2 separate regions of the Homo sapiens genome follow, and region 1 is linked to region 2. Evidence: read pairs that join two places in POLR2A ChIA-PET (ENCODE). Cell type or tissue: A673. All regions are shown on one strand. Links, peaks and the distances in the headings refer to the core of each region. The heading gives the core; the rest is flanking DNA.

Region 1 (8,000 bases), core at 1-8,000, 58 kb after region 2:
GAGTTAAACAAGGTTTACTTTTTTCATTAATTAATCTACTTATTTGCATGAGTTTTAAAACTCATAAGGCATTACACAAATCTACAAATGTGATTAAATTGCATAGAACTATAAACACATATACACACACACAAATGAGTGCATGTCAAACTGGTGAAATCTGAATAAGGTCTGTGGATTGTACCAGTGTCAGTGTCCTGAATTTGATAGTTATGTGAGTTTGTACTATTGGGAAAAACTGGGTAAAGGGTACATAAGACCTCTCTTTTCCATTTTTGTAACTTTCTATGAATCTATAATTTTTCAAAATAAAAATTTAAAGACATAAGACAAAAGAAATTTCATCTTTTTGTTTATCAGATAAATTACAGAATTTAATTATTTACAGTATGAAAATTTACCTATAATATTTGATAGAAAAACTACTAAAACCATAAACCAGAACAACATGATTAAAAATATAACCTAAGACAAAAATTTATACAAGACTTTGAAAAAAACATTTTTTTTTTTGAGATGGAGTTGCGCTCTGTTGGCAGGCTGGAGTGCAGTGGCGCGATCTCAGCTCAGTGCAACCTCCACCTCCCGGGCTCAAGTGATTCTCCTGCCTCAGCCTCCCGAGTAGCTGGGACTACAGGCGCACGCCACCACACCCAGCTAATTTTTGCATTTTTAGTAGAGACAGGGTTTTACCACGTTGGCCAGGATTGTCTCGATCTCTTGACCTCGTGATCTGCCCACCTCGACTGGGATTACAGACCTGAGCCACCCCACCCTGCTGAAAAAAACATTTTCTTACAGAGTAACGTGATCAAGCTCCAGTATAGGTCTAGCAGTTACAAGATTATGCACATGCATTAGTTTCTTGATCTCTTTCATAGGCCTATGTATACATTAAAATGGTATCCTTAGGCCAGGCACAGTGGCTCGTGTCTTTAATCCCAGCACTTTGGGAGGCCAAGGCAGGTGTATTACATGAGGCCAGGAGTTCAGGACCAGACTGGCCAACATGTTGAAACCCCATCTCTACTAAAAATACAAAACTTAGCTGGGCATGGTGGTGCATGCCTGTAATCCCAGCTACTCGAGAGGCTGAGGTAGTTGAATCGCTTGAACCTGGGAGGTGGAGATTGCAGTGAGTTGTGATCATGGCACTGCACTCCAGCCTGGACAAGAGAGTCTGTCTCTAAAATAAATAAAATGGTATCCTTATAACTCAAATGAAATAATGAAATTTATTAATATCTTTTAGTGCAAAAACATATGCTTGTTTTTGTTTCTGTGGCACATATACACAACTCTGGGTCATACTGAAGCACACATAGACTTCATTTTCAAGTCTGAGATGAGATGAAACGAGATGATTTTTGTCCTTGCTCTTGTTGCTTATTAAATAAGGAAAAGCTTCTTTACGTATATAAGAATGTGTCAAGTGCCACAAAATGTTCATTGTTTATTGCAGGATACTCTTCTTTCACAGAAATCGGGAACTTGTCTAGGGGCAGATCAGTAGTAAATTTCATCTTCAGTGTACTATCACACTGCACTGTGAGAATTTTTCACATTCTCAGGCTGAGCAGAAGATTCAGAGAAAGGACCCCATACCCAGTCATACATTTGAGTTGAAAGGGAAGAAAAATTCCTGTTAAATTTTGTTGTGTGGGTTTTCCAAAGGTGGCTTTCAGTAAGACTTGAAATTTACTGATACTCTTCACTCTGAGCCAAAACAGCTGTAGAAACATTTTTAAAATTTCCTTTTACAATAGATTTTTTAAAAGATTGTATCTTTTTAAATCCACTTTTATATTTATTATCCTTTACATTGTTTTTACTTAGGAAATGACAAGAATATTTTATATATAGTATAGTAAGGAAGAATTAACCTAAAATTCATGTTTTACTATCTGGACGTCTATCCAAGAGCTGACAACCAAGCTAGCTTGTTCTTACTCTGGTTTAAATTAAATCAGCCATGCTCCTGGAGTAATTTTTAATTGTTTTTCTTGCTCTCTGACATCATTCTCCACTTGTTAACTTGATAACATGTTAAACTACTACTAATTTTTTGGACTTTCCTGTTCTTTCTCACTGACAGTTATGTCTTGGGGGTCCTGGGGGAGGTGTCAAACTGCTATTGTTGGCATTCCTACATATGTCCTTGATATTTTTTCTACTTTACATGGAACAGAAAGTACTAGAAAATTTGTAAGCTGAAGATGCCTTTTTGAGGTTCTTGCATCTGCGCTATGACAAACTGCTAAACATGTACAGTTCTTGAGCACAACATTCCTTAGCACTATAATTTATATATCCTTTTTTGGTTTAGATTAAGGACTTTAAGTACAGTCCTTTCTAGAAACCAGGAAACAGTTGTTAAGGTCCTTTCCAGCCTCATAACTGCAAAACCTCTAATGTCACTGCTGTACTAATGATTTCTGGATGTAAATCTTCTTCTTGTTAAGAAAAAACACTCTTGGCCTGGCGCGGTGGCTCACACCTGTAATCCCAGCACTTGGGGAAGGCCAGGGTGGGCAGATTATCTGAGGTCAGGAGTTCGAGACCAGCCTGGCCAACATGGCAAAACCCCATCTCTACTAAAAATACAAAAATTAGCCAGGCATGCTGGTACACGCCAGTAATCTCAGCTACTCAGGAGGCCGAGGCAGGAGAATTACTTGAACCCAGGAGGTGGAGGTTGCAGTGAGCCGAGATTGCCCCACTGCACTCCAGCCTGGGAGACAGAGCAATAAATAAATAAATAAATAAAAATTAGCCGGGCATGGTTGTGTGCACCTGTAATCCCAACTCAGGAGGCTGGGGCAGGAGAATGGCTTGAACCTAGGAGACAGAGGTTGCGGTGAGCCGAGATGACACCACTGCACTCCAGCCTGACAACAGAGTGAGGCTCTGATACAAAAAAAAGAAGAAATAACACTCTTTGTATCTATTAGAAATAGACTTTTAAATTCCACCTCTCTCATTTCAACTTAGACAAAGAAGTAGCAAGCACTTATAAGAGAGTATTTTCACTATGCAATTATATGATAACATGTACAGGGATTATTTTTGAACTTTAAGTGGTGAATTCAAATCTGGTTATATTTTATCTCTGAGTGAGCGCCTTTATAAAAACTTTTTAGAATTATATAATGTTTAACCTGGAAAGAACTTTGAATAGGAAACTAGGGCCCGGAAAACATGAATGATTTGCTGTATCAGTTAGTAGCTAAGCTGGGACTTAGCTTCAGAATGTAAACATTTGTCAAACTTAATTGCAGGAGTTGTCATAAGCCGACCAGGATGTGACTCATAGAGTATTGTGCAAATTAAGCTCTTTGTACTGTATATGAAAAATGGTTTTTTGTTTTTTAAGGAAGCTAACTTTGGTATTGGTTGGACATGATCTCCAGAGAGGTATCTATCTGTGTTAGAGTGTTCTGGTTTGGTGTTTCCAAAAGTATTTTTCTGAAATAATACTATAATCATGTGACTTGCACTGACAGTATTGATGGTTGTTTATTAATGTATATTATCTGGTCCTACAAATGTGCTTTTTCTTTTTAATCCCTATGTGACCTCAGGCAAATCCTTAACTATTTCCATTTTTTAACTAGCAAAGATGGCATTAGTACTACCATGATTATCTGTAACCCCTGAGATACTGTGCAGACTCTACATGGAATTTATTTTTTAATGTGGATAACTGAATCTCTTCACCTCTTGTTAGAGCCGACCTAAAAAATAAAAACAAAAAGAAAACATAGCCTTTATTTATTTTTGCCAAAACTGAAGATGAATGATGTAATTATGTGAAGAAAAGGGAAGTTTTGGCTGAAATAACAGGGGACTCTTACTCATCAGACTTATCAAGAATTAAGCATTAATATATGAAACACTTAGCATAGATATGTGATGATTTAAATGAAAGAATATATGAATAAATAAATACATGAAAAGGTAGAGAAAAATTATCTACGAATTTCCTTTAGTAAATAAATTGTCTAATAGTTTGTATATATACATATGTAATGCCTCTGAAAAGAATTTATTCAGTTACTTTGTTCTGAGGCACATGATATGTGTAAGAATGAAGGAATCCAAAATGATGTCATGTAATGTATTTTGCATATATTTTCCATGGAAATTTTAAGGAATTACTGTTGTTAAGTCTAGATTCTGGTACCAGTCTGGCTAATTAGCTGTGAAACCTTTTGTACGTTTTTTCACTTCTTTCATCTTTCATTTTATTCTTATAAAATAAATGATGGTTTTTAGATGTCTGTCAACTATAAAATTTGAAGATTATATGCAATAGCAGATGTTCTTAGAGATCTTCAAATGATAATTATTTTAGTTGAATATCTGCTCACTTTGGTTAAGATTCACATGTTGTGCCTTAGTTTATATAGTTTTATCCTCTTTTCTCCTAAGATCTCAGTGGTTCAATAGCATCCCCAGATGTCAAATTAAATCTTGGTGGAGATTTTATCAAAGAATCTACAGCTACTACATTTCTGAGACAAAGAGGTTATGGCTGGCTTCTGGAAGTTGAAGATGATGATCCTGAAGATAACAAGCCACTCTTGTATGTAAAAATAATAATATATATTTTTTGTTTTTTGAGCTAGTCTGTGGGATGATTATATTCTTCTTGTTATTTAGAGAGAAAGCATTAACCTTTTTTGGTCAAAAGCTATAGTGATTGTCAATTTTACTAGTAATTTAAAAAACTGAAATAATAATGAGAGAATATTTTTTAACCAATTAAAAGACAAAAATTAAAAGAATGGTAATCCTGTATCTCACACACATGTGTGTCTACTCCAGCTTACCTGGGTCTGTCAGCTATCTGAAGTAATCATGCAATTTAAAAAAGCAGGGCTCTTAGGTACTAGCTGTTGAAATTAAGGTTCGGACAAATTAAGATTTCCAAGAAGATTACCACTCCAAAATCTCTTCAACATAGAAATTCTAGAGCTGCCACTGGGAGGAGAGCTACATATAAAGAGGCTTTCACTTTCTTTATAGTACTTGAAATTTTGTGGTTATCTGGAGAAAAAAGTAAAGAAATAAATAATTTTGAAAAGAAGAACCTATAGCTTTGTAAAATTGAGGCATTTCCAGATTCTTCTTTGTATTAATTATCAGTAGAGTAAGTGCTGAAACATCCTGTGTTTCTTCATGTTAATACACCATATATCGGCCAGGCATAGTGGCCCACGCCAGTAATCCCGGCACTTTGGGAGGCCGAGGTGGGCGAATCACTTGAGATTAGAAGTTCAAGATGAGCCTGGCCAACATGGCGAAACCCCATCTCTACTAAAAATACAAAAAAAGAAAAAATTAGCCGGGCGTGGTGTCAGGGGCCTGTAGTCCCAGCTGCTCGGGTGGCTGAGGCATGAGAATCGCTTGAACCCAGGAGACGGAGGTTGCAGTGAGCCGAAATTGCCCCACCGCACTCCAGCCTGGGTGAAAAAGCAAGACTCTTGTCTCAAAAACAAAGAAACAAACCGTATACCATCAAATCTAAGACACTATTGATTATAAGATGAAGTTATTTTACATATTAATTAAACAGAAAAGTGCGTAAGACGGCATAAAGCTGGGACATCAAAGGGCTATCTCCTTATTAGTGTAAGGATGAATGAGAAATAACCCACAACACAAAGACAGCAAGGAAGTTTGCTTCAGTTTGACAGTGGATAAGATGTTGAAAGAAAGAATTTCCCCAGAGAATATAAAACCTACACTGGTTCTCATATGGGTTTGCAATCTGAATTAGGCCCAAAAAGTCACAAGCAGAAAATTTTACTTAAAGTTTTCTTAAATTGATAGGGCTTCCAGGAGACTGGCAAAAGGAAAGGTAAATATTAGAAACACTTGGCGTCACTCCAGGCTGACGATTGTAAGACTCCAGTGATAGAGATATGTCCCACATTTAGAGATATTGGAATGTTAAAAATGTACAGCTTGGAATTAGTGAAATGTGGCACTTCAAATGCAAATGTTTTGTTGACCTATGGAGATTATAACTGTCTTATTTAAAGTTTTCTTAATTTTTTTTTGGAATTGTTTTAGTATTCAGAAATGTGTGCCTTTTGAGAATTTTTATTTTAAAATTATAGGGAAGAATTGGACATTGATCTAAAGGATATTTACTACAAAATCCGATGTGTTTTGATGCCAATGCCATCACTTGGTTTTAATAGACAAGTGGTGAGAGACAATCCTGACTTTTGGGGTCCTCTGGCTGTTGTTCTTTTCTTTTCCATGATATCATTATATGGACAGTTTAGGGTAAGTATATCTTATTTTATACAAATTCTAAATATTTTGAGAGTTTCAAAAATTAAATATAATAAGATATTAACTGTAATATACCATATTATGTTTGAGAAATGCTTTACCCATTATTTCTCACTTGTTCATCCCTAAAACCGTTCCATAATTAAATAAGTGAGGAGTACCTTAGATTAATGCTTTCAAACTTTTCCACATCATGATTCACATAGAAAGTATTAGTATTTGTGGGCGGGTGTGGTGGCTCACGCCTGTAATCCCAGCACTTTGGGAGGCCGAGGTGGGTGGATCACGGGGTCAGGAGATTGAGACCATCCTGGCCAACATGGTGGAAGCCCTGTCTCTACTAAAACTACAAAAAAAGTATCTGGGTGTGGTGGTGCACGCCTGTAATCCCAGCTACTCGGGAAGCTGAGGCAGGAGAATCACTTGAACCCGGGAGGCCGAGGTTGCAGTGAGCCAAGATCACGCCACTGCACTCCAGCCTGGCGACAGAGTGAGACTCCATCTCAAAAAAAAAAAAAAAAAAAAAGAAAATATTAGTATTTGTATGGCACACTGGGGTAAATGAATAGAACCACTTCCAGCTGACCAGAAGTCACTAGAAGGTGCACCTTCTGATTTTCCCAAGAGATGAACAGTTTGAAATGTAATACTCATATTCATATTTCTTACCTTTTTTTTGATTATTTTTATTTTTATTTTTATTTTTTTATTTTTATTTATTTATTTATTTATTTTTATTGATCATTCTTGGGTGTTTCTCGCAGAGGGGGATTTGGCAGGGTCATAGGACAATAGTGGAGGGAAGGTCAGCAGATAAACAAGTGAACAAAGAAACAAGTGAACAAAGGTCTCTGGTTTTCCTAGGCAGAGGACCCTGCGGCCTTCTGCAGTGTTTGTGTCCCTGGGTACTTGAGATTAGGGAGTGGTGATGACTCTTAACGAGCATGCTGCCTTCAAGCATCTGTTTAACAAAGCACATCTTGCACCGCCCTTAACCCATTTAACCCTGAGTGGACACAGCACATGTTTCAGAGAGCACAGGTTTGGGGGTAAGGTCCCAGATCAACAGGATCCCAAGGCAGAAGAATTTTTCTTAGTACAGAACAAAATGAAGTGTCTCCCATGTCTACTTCTTTCCACACAGACACGGCAACCATCCGATTTCTCAATCTTTTCCCCACCTTTCCCCCCTTTCTGTTCCACAAAACCGCCATTGTCATCGTGGCCCGTTCTCAATGAGCTGTTGGGTACACCTCCCAGACGGGGTGGTGGCCAGGCAGAGGGGCTCCTCACTTCCCAGTAGGGGAGGCCGGGCAGAGGCACCCCTCACCTCCCGGAAGGGGCGGCTGGCCGGGCGGGGGGCTGACCCCCCAACCTCCCGGACGGGGCGGCTGGCCGGGCAGAGGGGCTCCTCACTTCCCAGTAGGGGCGGCTGGGCAGAGGCGCCCCTCACCTCCCGGACGGGGCGGCTGGCCAGGCGGGGGGCTGACCCCCCCACCTCCCTCCCGGACGGGGCGGCTGGCCGGGCGGGGGGCTGACCCCCCCCACCTCCCTCCCGGACGGGGCGGCTGGCCGGGCGGGGGGCTGACCCCCCCAACCTCCCTCCCGGACGGGGCGGCTGGCTGGGCAGGGGGCTGATCCCCCCACCTCCCTCCCGGACAGGGCGGCTGGCCGGGCAGAGGGGCTCCTCACTT
Region 2 (16,562 bases), core at 1,509-9,508:
GTTAGCAAGCAAAGACTAAAAGGTATCTGCTACCAGTAATGAGGGCTTAATGACAGAAATGGACAGTCTTGTCCGACCAGCTTACGTGGGTGAGGTCAACCTAGTTATGCACTGAAACTATACCCTTACCCACTTTCAGTAAAGGTGTTTACCAGCTCCGTAGTGAGAGGAGATCTGTGAATTTGGTGTCTGATGTCACTGCATGGCCTTGTGTAGTTTGTTCAGTGCAACTAAGTACATTCTAGAGTGTGTCCTTAGTCAATGTCAGCCAATGCTTTTATCACCATCATAAGGTCTTGAGTTTCGAAAGGTCTTCAGGTTCTTCTTTACAGACACCTAAAGTGATTGGCCCTGCCTGACCGTGGTCAAGATGCTAGCGGCTAAAGTGGGCAAAGCCAGGTAAGGAGATGATTCACAGGGTTCTGCCTTCATGTCTCTTACCCATGGTCAGTGTCACTGACACCATCTTTGGGCCTTCTTTGCCACTTTTATTAATTTGAAAAGTGAGACAGAGGCCGGGTGCGGTGGCTCATGCCTATAATCCCAGCACTTTGGGAGGCCAAGGCGGGCAGATCACCTGAGGTCAGGAGTTTGAGACCAGCCTGACCAACATGGAGAAACCCCGTCTCTAGTAAAAATACAGAATTAGCCAGGCGTGGTGGTGCATGCCTGTAATCCCAGCTATTCGGGAGGCTGAGGCAGGAGGATCACTTGAACCCAGGAGGCAGAGGTTGCGGTGAGCAGAGATCACACCATTGCACTCCAGCCTGGGTAACGAGTGAAACTCCATTTCAAAAAAAAAAAGAGAAGAAAAGTGAGACAGACTGCTAGTTGTTCCCAAAACTGTCTCTCCTTATTCCATAGTTAATAGAGTTTTATTTCGGCATATGGCCACTCATATCCCAACCTCCCTTGCTATTAGGTGTGGCTAAATTTTTGCCAAGGAAGTATAGGCAGAAGTGATGTGTGCAACTTCCATGTCACTTTTCCGCTTTTCCCCTCTTCTACTAGGTTGAAATGATCACAGGGCAGTGACCTAGCTATGGCCATAAAGTCAAAAATAACACTCTTAAGGAATAGAGGAGTAAAAAAAAAAAGTAGGGGTCTGGGCCTGAAAGACTGCACAGAGGAAAACCACCCCACCTGCCTGGACTGCTCATTTCTGGACTGTTACATGATAGAGAATCAAGTTCTGCCTTCTGTAAGCCATGGTATAGTTGGGTCTCTGTTATCACAGCGTAGCCTATGCCCAGCCCAAATAGTACCTAGGTCCTTACTTTCCCCTGCCTTCCACCTCCTCTGTTCCTTGGAGGATGGCTTTCTCCCTGCTCTCTCTTCCATCTCATGTTCATGTCCTTTCTGCCTTTGCCCCTTCTCCATATGCTTCCCAGCATGGCATGCACTCAGTCCAAATGCTGGTTGCCAGTTGTGTGTCTATTTAAGGCTCTTTCCCCAAAGATCAACTTTTTTTCTCCTTCTCAGCTAGCAGAACATATTTTCACCACCTAAAAGGAATTTAAGAAGAATTTAAAGCCCATTCCACCCTCACAGGGTGAGCAATTTATAGTGGTTATCTACTAAGGTATAAGGATCTTATCATCAATTTAAGAGAGTTTCTTAGATAATTATTGGAATGTGTGCTAGTGCAGGAACCAAGAACAAACAACATTTGTCATAAGCCAAGGGCATGCCTTTTGTTCATTTAATCTGCAGTGCTTATGTTATGAGGAGCAGACTAGATCCAAGAGAAACAGAATCCATGACATTTAGAGCCATAGGCTGTATGTGGGCTGTGGAGAGTGCAAATGGCTTGATTGGAATTCCAGGAAAAATCTCAGATGCCCTGGGTAGAAGGGTTCTGATTCTTGGGGGTTCCTGTATCCCAAACACAACTCTTCATTTGTGTTGTCCTGTAGTTCACCTGAACGAGTACCAGAGTTCTCACTGTTTATTCATTCAGCAACATCTTTAGTGCTACTATGTGCTGCGGATTATGCTGGGTGCTGGGGATATGTGTAAACGACAGACATGGTCCCTGTCTAAATGGGCTTACAAAATAGTGTGAAGACATGCATTATAAAGTAATTAGATGGGTGGTGGGTGCTATGGTAGGTCAGGGTACCCTGGGAGCACACAAAAGCAATAGGCTTTCCCACTCCACTTTGTTCCCAGAACACTTGCAATTGGGCTTATATGCTCCAGGAGGAAGACTGGAGGATTCTTAGGAGAAATGGAACTGCCCCCCGGGAAAAGGCCCTACAAAGAAGGGGCCATTTTGCTTGCCCAATCACCCCCTAGTGGAGTTAGCCTGTCAAAAATTCACCGCCTCCCTTAGACACACAGAACTCCCTATCAACTTGTGTCTCCCTCTAAAATGTGAAGAGGACAGTGCAGGATTATCAGACATTTGACAACAGCCTCCCACAAGGAAGACTGAGACTAAAAGCCAAAACAACTCCCAAAGAAATCAGGCACTGTAGAAAACAAGAAAAATCAAACTCCAAAGACCTAAGTTTTTCAGAGATCCTAAGTTTTTCAGTAGACTGCATCTACTCAGCAACAATAAGATGCTAAGAAAGAGCTTTTGGAAAATAAAATATGATAGCGGGATCTATACAGCAGAATGATTGGGCCCAGGATTTAACACAGAGCTTCTAGAACATGAATAGGGTCTGCGATGGCTTTTTTTTTTTCTTTTTTTGAGACAGGTTCTGGCTCTGTTGCCCAGGAGTGCAGTGGTGCAATCTCAGCTCACTGCAATCTGCCCCACTGGCTCAAGTAAGTGATCCTGCCAACTCAGCTTCCCGTATAGCTGGGATTATAAGTATGTGCACTACGCCCAGCTAATTTTTGTATTTTTAGTAGAGACAGGGTTTCACCATGTTGGCCAGGCTGGTTTTGAACTCCTGACCTCAAGTGATACACCCACCTTGGCCTCACGAAGTGCTGGGATTACAGGCATGAGCTCTCTTTGAGAACAGGCTGGATAGCAGAGTTCAGCTTCAAACATCCAAGTTGAAAGATACCATTTAACAAAGGGTTTTGTTAGAGCAGGTGAAATTGGTCAGGCATGGTGGCTCATGCCTGTAAGCCCAGCACTTTGGGAGGCTGAAGCAGGCAGATCACTTGAGGTCGGGAGTTTGAGACCAGCCTGGCCAACATGATGAAACCTCGTCTCTACTAAAAATACAAAAATTAGCTGGGCATAGTGCACACACTTATAATGGCACATACTTATAGTGGCGGCATGGACCGGTAATCCCAGCTACTGGGGAGGCTGAGGCAGGAGAATCACTTGAGATTCAGAGAAGCGAATAGAGAACAGAGAATCCCAGGAAGCGGAGGTTGCAGTGAGCCAAGATCGCACCACTGCACTGCAGCCTGGAACAAAACAAACAAAAAAACAGGTGAAATAGATACCTGAGCTAGCAATGATTTTTATGTTGTAGTCTCAGATTGCTGATGGGTAAGAAACAAAATTTTGGGAGTCAAGCAAAACATGGCAAAGCTTGGAGATCAAATGCAATCTCTGAGGAAGAACAGCAGATAGTCTAGACCAAGCTTTAAGGAAAACTAGAAACATTTAATATCTGGGTAGAGGAATCACCATTGAAAAGAAGACTGAGAAGTAGCCAAGGTGGCATGGAGGTCAAGAGAATGTTTTGAAAAGAAGGGAATGCTCAGTGTCAACTCCTGCGGAGGAATCAAATAAATTAAACACTTCTGAAAGTGTCTATTGAAATTCAGCCACATGGAGGGGTGTGGAGAGTCAGATGCAATGAGTAGAAAGTAGCAGATGGTCAGGAAATGGAGATGTCATAAGGGTACATAAAATTTGTTTTAGAGCTTTTACCTTGAAGGAGAGGAGAGATAGAATGATAACCAAAGGAGGAAGATAGGACTCAGGGAGAGTTTTATTTAAAATGGAAGAGATTTGAGCAACTTTAAAAACTGACAGGAGGGAGTCAGTAACAAGAGGCACAGTCAATAAAATGATGTCCCTGAACTGGAGTGAGGGTGAGGCTGGCATCTCAAGCACTGCTAAAGAGACTGCCCTTAGGTAGGAGAAGAGAAACCTATAAGCTCTAAGGAGAAGGAGAGAAAAAAATAACAGTCACATCCTCTGTGAAATAGGAGACGCTGAGTACTGATTGAGAAGAAAAAAGTGTGAAATAGTTTACATACAGTGTTGAATACAGAAACACAGTAAGATTGCCAGGAAATATTAAGAGAGATTGTGTTTATTCACTGTTTTTTGTTTGTTTGTTTGTTTTGTCTCCCAGGCCGGAGTGCAGTGGTGCCATCCTGACCTCAGGTGACCCACCCGCCTTGGCCTCTCAAACTGCTGGGATTACAAACGTGAGCCACTGGGCCCAGCCCCCGCTATTTTTTTTTTTTTTTTTTGAGGTAGAGTCTCACTCTCCCACCCAGGCTGGAGTTCAGTGGCGCGATCTTGGCTCACTGCAGCCTCCACCTTCTCGGTTCAAGAGAGTCTCCTGCCTCAGCCTCCCAAGTAGCTGGGATTACAGGCATGTGCCACCACACACAGCTAATTTTTTTCATACTACATTTTTTAATCCATTCATTATTTGATGGACATTTGAGTTGTTTCCACTTTTGAGCTACTAAACATGCTATTATAAACATTAATATACAAGTTTTTATGTGGATATTGGTTTTCATTTATCTTGAGTACCTAGGAAGAGAGTTGCTGGGTCATATGACAACTCTATGTTTAACATTTTGAACAACTTGCCAGAATGTTTTCCTCAGCAGCTGCATCATTTTACATTCTAACTACCAGCATATGAATTTCTCCGTATCCTTGCCAACAACACTTGTTATTGTATGTCTTTTAATAAAAAATAATAACCATCCCTAGTGGGTCTCAGGTGGTATCTCATTGTAGTTTTGGTTTACATTATTACCCTGATGGCTAATGATATTGATTATGTTTTCTGCTATTTATTTTGCGATTTACATATCTTCCTTGGTGAAATGTCTGTTCAGATTCTTGCCCATTTTACAAATTGGGTTATTTGCATTTTTTATCAGTGAGTTGTAAGAGTTTTTTTGTTTTGTTTTTTGACATGGAGTCTCACTCTGTCACCCAGGCTGGAGTGCAGTGGCGCAATCTCGGCTCACTGCAACCTCTGCCTCCAGGATTCAAGCAATTCTTCTGCCTCAGCCTCCAGAGTAGCTGGGATTACAGGTATGTGCCACCACGCCCGGCTAATTTTTTTGTATTTTTAGTAGAGATGGGATTTCACCATATTGGCCAGGCTGGTCTCGAACTCCTGACCTTGTGATCCACCTGCCTCAACCTCCCAAAGTGCTGGGATTACAGGTGTCAGCCACCACGCCCGGCCATAAGAGTTTTTTTATATATTCAAGATGGAAGTCCTTTATTAGATAATGTGATCTGCAATTTTTTTTTCACATTCTGTAGGTTGTATTTTCACTTTCTTTCTTTTTCTATTTTTTTTTGTGGGGGGGGGGTGGGGGACTGGGTGTCACTCTGTCACCCAAGCTGCAATGCAGTGGCATGATCACAGCTCACTGCAGCCTCAACTTCCTGAGCTCAAGCCATCCTCCCACCTCAGCCTCCCAGGTAGCTGGGACTACAGGCGTACGCTGCCACACCCAGCTAATTTTTTGGAGATTGAGTTTTGCCATGTTGCTCAGACTGGGCTCGGACTCCTGGGCTCAAGCAATCTGCCCACTTCGGCCTCCCAGAGTGCTGGGATTACAGGCGTGAGCCACCACACCCAGCCTTAGTTTTGACCAAATGTCTTTTTTTCTGTTGCAGGAACTCATCCAGGATAGGACATTACATTTCATTGTCATGTCTCTTTAGGTTCCTCATGCTTATGACGATTTCTCACAATCACCTTGTTTTTTATTTCCTTGACAGTTTCAAGGAATACTGGTCAGTTTTGTGTAGAAGTCCCTCAGTTAGGATTGTTTGATGTTTTTCTCATCATTAGATGGGGGATATGGATCTTTGGGGAGGAATATCATAGAGGTAAAGTACTATTTTCGTCATGTCATATCTAGGTACATACTATCAACATGAATCACCACTGTTAATGTTGACCTTGTTCACCTGACCAAGGTAGTGTCAACAGCTTTCTCCACTGTAAAGTTACTCTTTTTTGCTGCCTTTTGCTGCATGCTACAAGTTTTGATATACAGCGTTTTCTTACCATTCACTTCTAAATATTTTCGTTGAAATTTGTCAGTATGAACTTGTATTTATCTCCCAAATTTTGCAGTTTTTCCCCAGTATCCTAAGTGTAGTTACAAAATTTTAAAAAGGGAAATTTAAGGACAATCCAGGCCTGGGGTTTTGTCAGGAAAGTACACCCCATCTACTATATTTCATTTCATACCTCTCATTCCACATCTCATGTTCTGCCTGCATCTCATTAGGTAGTCTTTCTTTAATTAGAGACTCCATCTCTCATTACACTCTTCATTTCACCATTGCATCTATCACACACATCCATCACTCAAAGTCATTGCCTGAATTGACTCATGCTACTGTGGGCCATGAGAATTTCAGCTATTAAAGACAAGAATGTTTGCAGGGATGGAAGATGGAGTTGAAACTAGGTAGGAAGGCAAGTCAAAATAGAAAGGGCCTGAAAAATAGGTAGAAGGTAGCGGGATCGACGGACTGGAAGTCCCAGTGAAGTAAAAGAACTGGTGATTAGGAGTAGATAGAAATACAGGAGGTTGTGGTTTGAGAATGGGATATCTGCATTTATTATTTTGCAGGTAGAACAATTTTAAGTGGCTTGTCATAATCTAGTCATTGCATGCTCATAGAATGAATGGATGAAGGAGAGTGGAAGGGAAGGTCGTTGAAGAGGAAGGTCCATTAGCGGAGCATAGTGGCCTCTAGTCCCAGCTACTTGGGTAGTTGAGGAAGGAGGATCCCTTGAGCCCAGAAGTTCAAGGTTAGTGAGCTGTGATCACATCCCTGCACTCCAGCCTGGGCAACAGGGAGACCCTGTCTCAAAGAGAAAGAGAGGGGTGGGGGAGGGAGGAAGGAAGGAAGGAAGGAAGGAAGGAAGGAAGGAAGGAAGGAAGGAAGGAAGGAAGGAAGGGAGGGAGGGAAAGGAAGAAGGAAGGGAGGGAGGGAAGGAGGGGAGGGGACATACTGCTTTCACTGTATCCCATAGGTTTCAGTATGTTGTGTTTCCATTTTCATTTGTCTTAAGAAATTTTAAATATATATATATATATATATATATATATATTTTTTTTTTTTTTTTTTTAATTGTAGAGACGACATGTTACCATATTGCCCAGGCTGGTTTCAAACTTCTGGGCTCAAGCAGTCCTCCCACCTTGGCCTCTCAAAGTGCTGGGATTATAGTCATCAGCTACCACACCCAGCCTATTTCAAGAAATTTTTCAGTTTCCTTCTGAATTTCTTCATTGGCACACTTGTCATTCCAGAGCATGTTGTTTAATTTCCATATGTTTGTATAGTTTCCAAAGTTCCTCTGGTTATTGGTTTCTAGTTTTATTCTATTCTATTATGGTCAGAGAAGATACTTGAATCAGATTTCAATTTTGGGGGATTTTTTAAGACTTATTTTGTGGCCTAACATGTGGTCTATCCTTGAGAATAATCCATGTGCTGAGGAGAAGAATGTGTATTCTGCAGCTGTTGGATGAAATGCTCTATAAATATAGGTCCATTTGGTGTATAGTGCAGATTAAGTCTGATGTTTCTTTGTTGATTCTCTGTCTGGGAGATCTGTCCAATGCTGTAAATGGGGTGTCGAGTCTCCAGCTATTGTTGTATTGGGTTCTATCTCTCTCTTTAGCTCTAACAATATTTGCTTTATATATCTAGGTTCTCCAGTGTTGGGGACATATATATGTGTGTGTATATATGGGAAGATGAAGAAGCTCTGGAGATGGATGTTGTGATAGTGGCACAATAATATGAATGTACTTAATGCCACAAAGCTTTTACACTTAAAAACAGTTTAAATAGGGCCGGGTGCGGTGGCTCAAGCCTTTAATCCCAGCACTTTGGGAGGCCAGGGCAGGCGGATCACGAGGTCAAGAGTTCAAGACCATTCTGGCTAACACGGTGAAACTCCATCTCTACTAAAAATACAAAAAAAAAAATTAGGCGTGGTGGCTGGCGCCTGTGGTCCCAGCTCCTCGGGAGGCTGAGGCAGGAGAATGGCATGAACTAGGGAGGTGGAGTGTGCAGTGAGCTAAGATTGCGCAACTGCACTCCAGCCTGGGCGACAGAGCAAGACTCTGTCTAAAAAAAAAACAAAAAACAAAGAACAAAAACAGTTTAATAAATTGTACGTTACGTAAACTAAACACATTTTAGACAATCTGTAAGAGAAATGAAGGCAATCGAGGCTGTTTTCACAAGTCCTTGGCTTTAGTATGATAGCTTCCAAGTTGAACCTGATGAGCCTGACCTCCTTGTATTAATGTTTCCATACGCTGGATTGGAATAACTTGTGCAACCAGTGGGATATGTCAGAAGTGACCAGAAATGAGTGGGCTGCCATGTTGTGAGGACACTCACAGCCTGTGAAGAGGTCTAATGATGAGGAAGTGAGGCCTCCAGCCAACAGCCAGTGTTAACTTGCCAACCATGTGAGAAGCTACCTTGGAAGGAGATCCTCCAGCAGCCCCTCTCATGAGAGAGGTCAAGCCAGAGCTAACCTGCTAAACTCCTAAATTCCTGAACCACAGAAACTGTGAGATAATGGTTATTGTTTTAAGCCATTATGTTTTGAGGCCATATGTTATACAGGAATTGAAAACTAATACAGATAGTATGAAGGCTTCTTTCATCAACTGCCTGAGGTTGGTGGTGTCTTCAGTCATTTATATAGATCTATTTGTTTCTGGATAATATTACAGCTATTTAAAGATATTTTGTGGCTCTATTTAGATACAGCTACATTCGCCTTTATATGTTTTGAATACCCAGTAAGTAACTTGAAAATATTTCCTGATATTGGAGGGAGGGGCATTGCTGAATTTCAGAAAGTTAAGGCTAGTAAGAGCTATGACTAATATAATACATCTTGTTGGATACTGTGAATGCTTTTCATTTAATTCTGTAGGTAAAGGAAATAGAATCTGAAGGAAGGCCAGTGTTTTAAGTCTTCTTACTCTAACGTGAATGAATTCATTAGACATATTTATATTTTAAAAAAAAGAGGAAGCAAAATAAAATAAGGGGGCAAAATAAGCAAAGCCAACTTAAGAATTTTTTAAGGGCCAAATCCAGTTATCTTGGCTCTGTATGTGTGTACCTACCTAAAATTCTAATCTCTGTATCTGTGAGTCTCCAGTTTTTCAACCCAAGCTTGACGAGTTGTGGGACCTCCTCCAAATGTTTCAACAGGCTGCTCAGGCTGCCTTGCACGTCACAGCCCCAGGGCAGCATCAGTGCGGTGAGCTGTTCTAGCACGTTCATCCTGTCGACTGGAAGAAACAAAGAGCAGTTCAGGGACTGGATGGTCTCAAAACTGAGGAAGAACAAAGGGGTGTTAGGGGAGGAATGATCTTTATGTTTGGTGGCTCTGCAGCCTACTCAATCTGTAATGAGAATCTACTTAATTTTTGGTTTTTTTTTGGAAAGTATTCAAGCATATACAAACATTATGCAGAAGAATATAATGAAACTATATATACTAATAAGACACCTTCAAAAACATTAAATCATGGGCAATCTTGCTTAATCCTGACCTAATTCCTCCTGTATTATTCTAAAGCAAATCATGGACAATATGAATCAGTTCTTTCCTTTTTTTTCTTTTAACCATAATCACATATCACTATCACACCTAAAAAATCATATCACCAATTCCTTAAGCAAATTTGTCTTGCACATCGGCTACTCTTGACAGTTGCCTCTTCAAAGGAGGAAAGCAGGTGGGATACCGCCTCAAAGTGCAGTGAGCATATGTAAACTGGTGACTTAAAAGACATGGGCCTGTGTTCCTTAAGGGCAGTTTAAGAAAGGCCTAAATGATTTTCCTAAGGAGGGTGCATCTAGTAAGGCACACATGGGTATAAAAGACCTCAGGACCCAGGCTATGTATTTCGACTACCCAGTATACATATTCAAGTATCTAATTTTGGCTGAATTGTCATTCTTACTCAGTTCATGAAGAGCTTCATTTCCATCTTTTTCCAGGTAATTTTCTGATAAATCAAGAATGCTCAGTTTGACCAAATTGTGAAGATTCTGAGCTGGGGAAAAAAAGTAATCCAAAATAAAAAGATTTTCAGGTAAATATAAATGTATTTTGAAGTATCCTTAGAATAATTCTGAGTTTTATCTTCTCTGCTAATGGTAGTGCAAACCATAACTTGCCTTGGTTATTTTAATTATTTCCAAAGGCTCTGGTGTAGGTGTAACCCCCAAATCCCATGGTTATGACCAAATGGGCAAATAGTCATTGGTCCTAGGTTCTGATTAATGAATTCCAGGTCACGTAGAACCTAAAGCAGCATGGGATGTAGTTGTTATGTCATCATGGAAAAATCACTTGGTCTCTCTAAGCCTCAATGTCTTCCTCTATAGAATGAGGTAGTTGGACCAGATAAAATGTAAAGTTGCTTCAATTATAAAATGCCGTTAATCATGCAGGAGAAACAGGAACAACAACAACAACAAAAATGAAATGAGCTGGTTTTGTGTACCTCAACTTAGATGATTTTATTGACATAATAGTTGAGATATTAATAATAAAAACATAGTAAAAAATGGATGAGAAAAAAAACAAATAGCAAAATGGCAGATTCAAATTTATCCATATCAACAATTACATTAAATCTTAATGGACTAAACACTCCAATTAAAAGGCAGAGATAATCAGATATTCAGAACTTTTTTTAAAGCAAGACCCAGTTTTATGCTGTGTACAAAAGACGTGTTTGAATGACAAAGACACAAATATGTTGAGGTAATGGAAAACTATTTTGCATGCAAACATTAATTATATAATAGTACCAGTCTAGCTAAGAATTGCTTAGTGCTTTTCTTCACATATTATCACTCTTGCTTAATCTAGCTGAAGTTTTTTCTGTCAGGGCTAGAAAAATCTCCTTTTTAAAAAAATCAGACAAGTTTTTCATGAATATGTACTCTTGTTATAATATTGGCTATTATTATTTTTAATCAATCATATGAGCCCTTTTCTTAAAGTATCTTCTGGGTTTTGTGCTCTACAATAAAAAACCTGCTGAACTTCTCTTTAAAAGAGTACGTTTGCTATTTGCAGTTCTAAGCCTGTCTCTCCCCATCAGTAAGTAGAGAAATAAAGGCATGTGCTCATTGTTCTCATATTCCCAGTACTTATCCAGCCTTTTTCAACTGTGGGTTTCTCTAGCTGTAACTTTATATTAGTATACAAATGGCTTCCTTAGTTATCTTTAGAGACTCCCAGCAGTTATATAGTTTAACTTTAAAAAGATTATACCACTGTTTTCCAAAATCTAAATTTTAAAATATGTCTGAATTACACATGTATAGTTTATCCAGAAATATGCAGTTAGTTTCCCCGTAGTTGATATGCATCCCTTTGGGAACTCAGAAGGCTCAATTATCATATCATGCACATTAACTTCATCTTAACAGGGCAATGGGTAGGAATTAGAAGCCTGAGATCATTTAAGAAAATCTTTATCTCTCACTTCTCAATCATTTATCCATTCATTTAAATGTTTATTAGGCAGTAAATTATATGACCGGTTGTGTGGCAAGTTTCAAGCACCTATTTCTTATTTTCTTCCTTTTCACTTTCTCTAAAAATTACATCTTCAATTATTCTGAAATTCTCCCCTATTATCCATCAATAGTTGATTTAATTCTAATATGGAGAAAAATCATTAAAAACAATCTGCTTATTATCGAGAAGTTTTTATTTTCCAGTTTTCCTTAAAATTAAATTTCCATTTGAGACATTTAGTGTGAATTAGTATAATAGTATCACATGTTCTGTTATACTGTCCTCATTCAGTTAATGGAAGCAACAGTTACCTAGGATTTTCACTGCATTTGCAGACAAGCAGCAGGAGACTAATTGAATTTCTTCAAGGTCACAGGGTTCACTTGACAGAGACTTGACTATGTAATCCATTCCCTCTCCAATGTCAGACAAGTGGGTCAAATGAAATAAACACATCTTCTTCAGGTTTTTCAGGCCTTCAGCTGAAAAATGATAGAAAGGAATGCATTAGGATACCAAGTTAATTCGATTTAAGCATAGATTAATGAACTGAAAAGAAAGCAAAGAATAATTGTGCAGAGACCTTGCCATGTTCTTCCTGCAGCGACTTTAAGTTACAAAGAATCAACGAGAGCTTTTTTTCTTTCAATTCTCACTTTCCAGTCTCTTGGACCACACAAAAAATCACTTATATGGAGGTTATTCTCTTAGTAGCATGAGAAACACTGTAGTAAATTTGTAGTCTTTTTAATGGGCATCAATGTATACTCTTACCGTAATTCTTTACATGAATGAAGTCTTCTAGAGCACTCTCCTTTCAATCTTCTCAAAAATCTTAAACAGCGGGGGGGCTGAGTTCAGGGAGGTAGATGAGGACTTGGCTCCTTGGAGTGCTTCTAGTGCAACTGTCTACAGCCTCAAAAGCCTTGCCTGGACTCATGATATGGGGCCTGCCTGAAGCTTTAGAATGAAGACCACATCCACTGCAGCATGTTTAACCAGAAGAAAGATTTACCTTATATCAACAGTATAATTGGAAACATTCTAAAATATCCCCCGTTCTTAAGTCTAAAGCTAATGTGCAGTTTAGGATTGGTTAGGCCTCACTTTGTGTCATTAAAATACTGTCTTATCTTGATGGTACTGTAGCCTACGGGAAAGAAATATATGATTTTAATGACCAGGCATGGTGGCTCACACCTGTAATCCCAGCACTATGGGAGGCAGTGATAGGCGAATCACCTGAGGTCAGGAGTTCAAGACCAGCCTGTCCAACATGGCGGAACCCCATCTCTACTAAAAATACAAAAATTAGCTGGGCGTGATGGTGCACACCTGTAATCTCAGCTACTTCGGAGGTTGAGGCATTAGAATCGCTTGAACCCAGGAGGCAGAGGTTGCAGTGAGCCAACATCTCACCACTGCACTCCAGCCTGGGCGACAGAGCGAGACTCCCATCTCAAAGAAAAGAAAAGAAAAGAAATAAAATATATGATTCTAATAATATCAGTCTTGCAGAGCTTTCGGGAAGGTTGCAGATAATGTACGTTAACATATTTAATGTGGTGCCTGGCACATAGTAAGTGCTCCATAAATGTTCATTGTTGTCATGGGAGTATATACCGGTTAAAGGTTGTGAGCATGAGCTTTGCAGTCAGTTCCTGGATCCCCTACTTAATAATTATAAACTTGGGCAAGTTATTCAATCTTTTAGCTGAAGCGTTAGGGATCATTATATCTATGTACTAGGACTGTTGTGGGGATTCAATGGAATGAGGTATATAAAACTGCCGAGGCTAGTGTCTAATCTATAGCAGAGTAACTCTTTAATAAAGAGTAAATTATTACTGATATAATTAGACTGGTTTAGTCAAGTTCACATTTTGATTCCTTAATAGCAGAAGCAGGCTATCCTAGAGAGGTACTTTTTGACCTCTTTCTACCAGTTGGTAAGATCTTGAGCAAGTCAATAAGCTATTTTAGGTTCTAGTGGAGTTTTCTGTGAAATGAATGAGTTGAATTAGATGCTCTCAATCCCCTTCCAGCTCTGATTTTCTGTGTAATTTATACACATGCAATAAATGTTTATTGAACACTGAATTAATTTGATTATTCTCACGTAGGACATATAAGGAAAAGAAGTCAGCCATGTTTTGCTTTTGTTTTTGTTTTTGTTTCAAGATGGAGTCTATCTCTGTCACCGAGGCTGGAGTGCAGTGGAGCAATCTCGGCTCACTACAACCTCCTCCTCCTGAGTTCAAGTGATTATCCTTCCTCAGCCTCCCAAGTAGCTGGCATTACAGGTGCATACCACCATGCCCAGCTAATTTTTGTATTTTTAGTAGAGACAGGGTTTCACCATGTTGGCCAGGCTGGTCTCGAACTCCTGAACTCAGGTGATCCATCTGCCTCGGCCTCCCAGAGTGCTGGAATTACAGGTGTGATCCACCATGCCCAGGCTTCAGCCATGTTTGGCTTATAGGCTAGAGTTGTCTTTCGGCAGGAAGCAGAATAAGAAAGAACAAGATGAAGGGAAGAGAGGAGTATTTTAGTGAGGACTCAAGTAGGGAAAAAAAGAGCCAAAAAAAAAAAAAAAAAAAATCCAACACACGAGAAAACAGGGACATTCAAGGAAAGCAGCTTTAACAGGAATCCTCCCTGGCCTGCAGGGCCTGGTTCCCTGTGGTAAGCCATGTGTTCTGCTTGTGTTCCTGAAGTTTCCTTTTCCTTTTCATTTTTTTGATTGGGGAAACACAACCTGCAGTGTAGAATGAAAGCATGCTTCCCCCAAAGTTTTCTTGATTCACATTGTTTCCTGTGTCCTATTTCATTTATGAATTTTTTTAACTATGAAACCATAGTATAAACTTTAAAATATTGTTTCTATGCAACTATGAAACTATACTATAAACTTTAAAATATTGTTTCTATGCATTAAATAAAAACATAGCCAATGAGCCAGGGAGACGGAAGTTAAAAACACGTCAGGGGCTCTCTTCCCAAAAGGGTTACCATCTGGTGTTGTACAATTTGAATAAAATGATGCTGAAGGATTTTAATGGCAGTAGGGAAAATGTCTGGGGAAACCAATGTAGCCACAAGTACATAAAAACATCCTTGCCTTGTGCAGACACAGCCAATGTCAGAGCCTGAAGTTAACTCCTCTTATTATCAAACTTACATTGATACAAATATGAGAACAGAAATCTGACCTAGTTTTATAGCATCTTCTTCATTCATCTTTATGTTATCCATTATGAGCTTTGTAAGGTTCTTCAAGTTACCCAAGCTGTCAGTCAGACCACCTGTCAAAAGAAAAAAGATTGGACTCTTTCAGCAGATATTTGCTATTTACTATGTCATTTACTATTACTGTCATTTTTGTTACCAATCAAAAGATTTTAATGATCATCATGAGCCAAAAATGCTCATGAAATAGACATAAAAATATACTTTTTATAAGAGATGGGCATTATACTTCACTGTAAGCATGTTCTGCAAATAATAGACTAGATACCAATTTCCCAGATAACAGGGAAAAAAATTTCCTTTTTTTTTTTTTTTTTTTTTTTTTGAGACAGAGTCTTGCTCTGTCGCCCAGGCTAGAGTGCAGTGGCGCAATCTCAGCTCACTGCCAGCTCCACCTCCCGGGTTCACACCATTCTCCTGCCTCAGCCTCCCAAGTAGCTGGGACTACAGGCACCTGCCACCACGCCCGGCTAATTTTTTTTGTATTTTTAGTAGAGACGGGGTTTCACCATGTTAGCCAGGATGGTCTCAATCTCCTGACCTCGTGATCCGCCTGCCTCGGCCTCCCGAAGTGCTGGGATTACAGGCGTGAGCCACTGCGCCTGGCCGATAACAGGGAAATTTCTAAACACTTGGAAATTAAACAACACATTTTTAAATAATCATGCATTAAAGAAGAAGTCTCATGGAAACTTTGATAATATTTTGAAAAATATAAAAATAAAAACAAAACTTCAAAATCTGCAGCTCTCTCCTCACAAAGGGGTGAAAAGAAAAAAAAATCTGCAGCTAACACAGTGCTTACAGGGACATTTACAGTATTGCATACTTATATTAGAAATGAGGAAAGGCCTCAAATCAACAACCTAGGCATACTACTTAAGAAATTACAGAAAAGAGAGCAAAATAAATGAAAGAAGAAAGAAAATAATAAAGATAAGGGTGCAAATCAAAGTTATTATGCCTTTATTATACAAATTAAAAACAGAGGCAAGGTCTCACTATGTTGCCCAGGCTGGTCTCGGACTCCTGAGCACAAGTGATCCTTTGGCCTCAGCCTCCCAAAGTGCTAGGATTACAGGCGTGAGCCACCATGCCCAGCCCAGAAATCAAAATTATAAACAGGTAAACAATAGAAAAAAATCAATGAAGCTAAAAGTTGGATCTTTGAAAAGATCAATAAAATTTAAAAATTTCTACCAAGACTGACAAAGAAAAAGAAGACAAAAATTACCAATATCAGAAACAAAAAAGGGGATATCACTACACACACTGCAGATATTAAAAGGACAATTAGAGAATAATATAAACAAATCTATGCACATAAATTTGACAACATATATGAAATTGACCAATTTTTTGAAAACCACAAACTACCAACACTCATGTGATACGGAGTAGGTAACCGGAATAACCTTATAGCTATTAAAGAAATTGAATTTGTTATCTAAAATTTCCCGGAAAAGACATCTGTAGGCACAGATATGTTCACTTGCAAATTCTGCCACACATTTTCATTTTTTTCCTTCTATCAACTGTCTTCATATCTACCACACATTTAAAGAAGAAATAACACCA

What was found. Peaks named below come from ENCODE experiments on the same cell type or tissue, not always from the same donor. Only the 100,000 strongest peaks of a DNase experiment are listed, where the experiment ranks them.
Region 1: POLR2A ChIA-PET joins it to region 2 with 5 read pairs; 3 of 35 experiments call an interaction of 5 or more read pairs at or near these places.

What each region holds. Positions count from the first base shown.
Region 1 is chr2:32,286,052-32,294,051 of GRCh38, forward strand. It overlaps YIPF4 (Yip1 domain family member 4), which reads left to right. Exons shown (of 6, transcript NM_032312.4): 2 at 4,432-4,585; 3 at 6,126-6,297. Among named protein-coding and RNA genes, the nearest start is that of YIPF4, 12 kb to the left of the region's middle. RefSeq lists an enhancer at 6,902-7,574. In A673, for the core only: no CTCF peak of the experiment used is centred there; a DNase peak (open chromatin) is centred at 3,310; H3K27ac peaks cover 1,614 bases.
Region 2 is chr2:32,226,086-32,242,647 of GRCh38, forward strand. It overlaps NLRC4 (NLR family CARD domain containing 4), which reads right to left. Exons shown (of 9, transcript NM_001199138.2): 5 at 14,948-15,040; 6 at 12,047-12,217; 7 at 10,162-10,254; 8 at 9,316-9,483. Among named protein-coding and RNA genes, the nearest start is that of NLRC4, 31 kb to the right of the region's middle. In A673, for the core only: no CTCF peak of the experiment used is centred there; no DNase peak of the experiment used is centred there.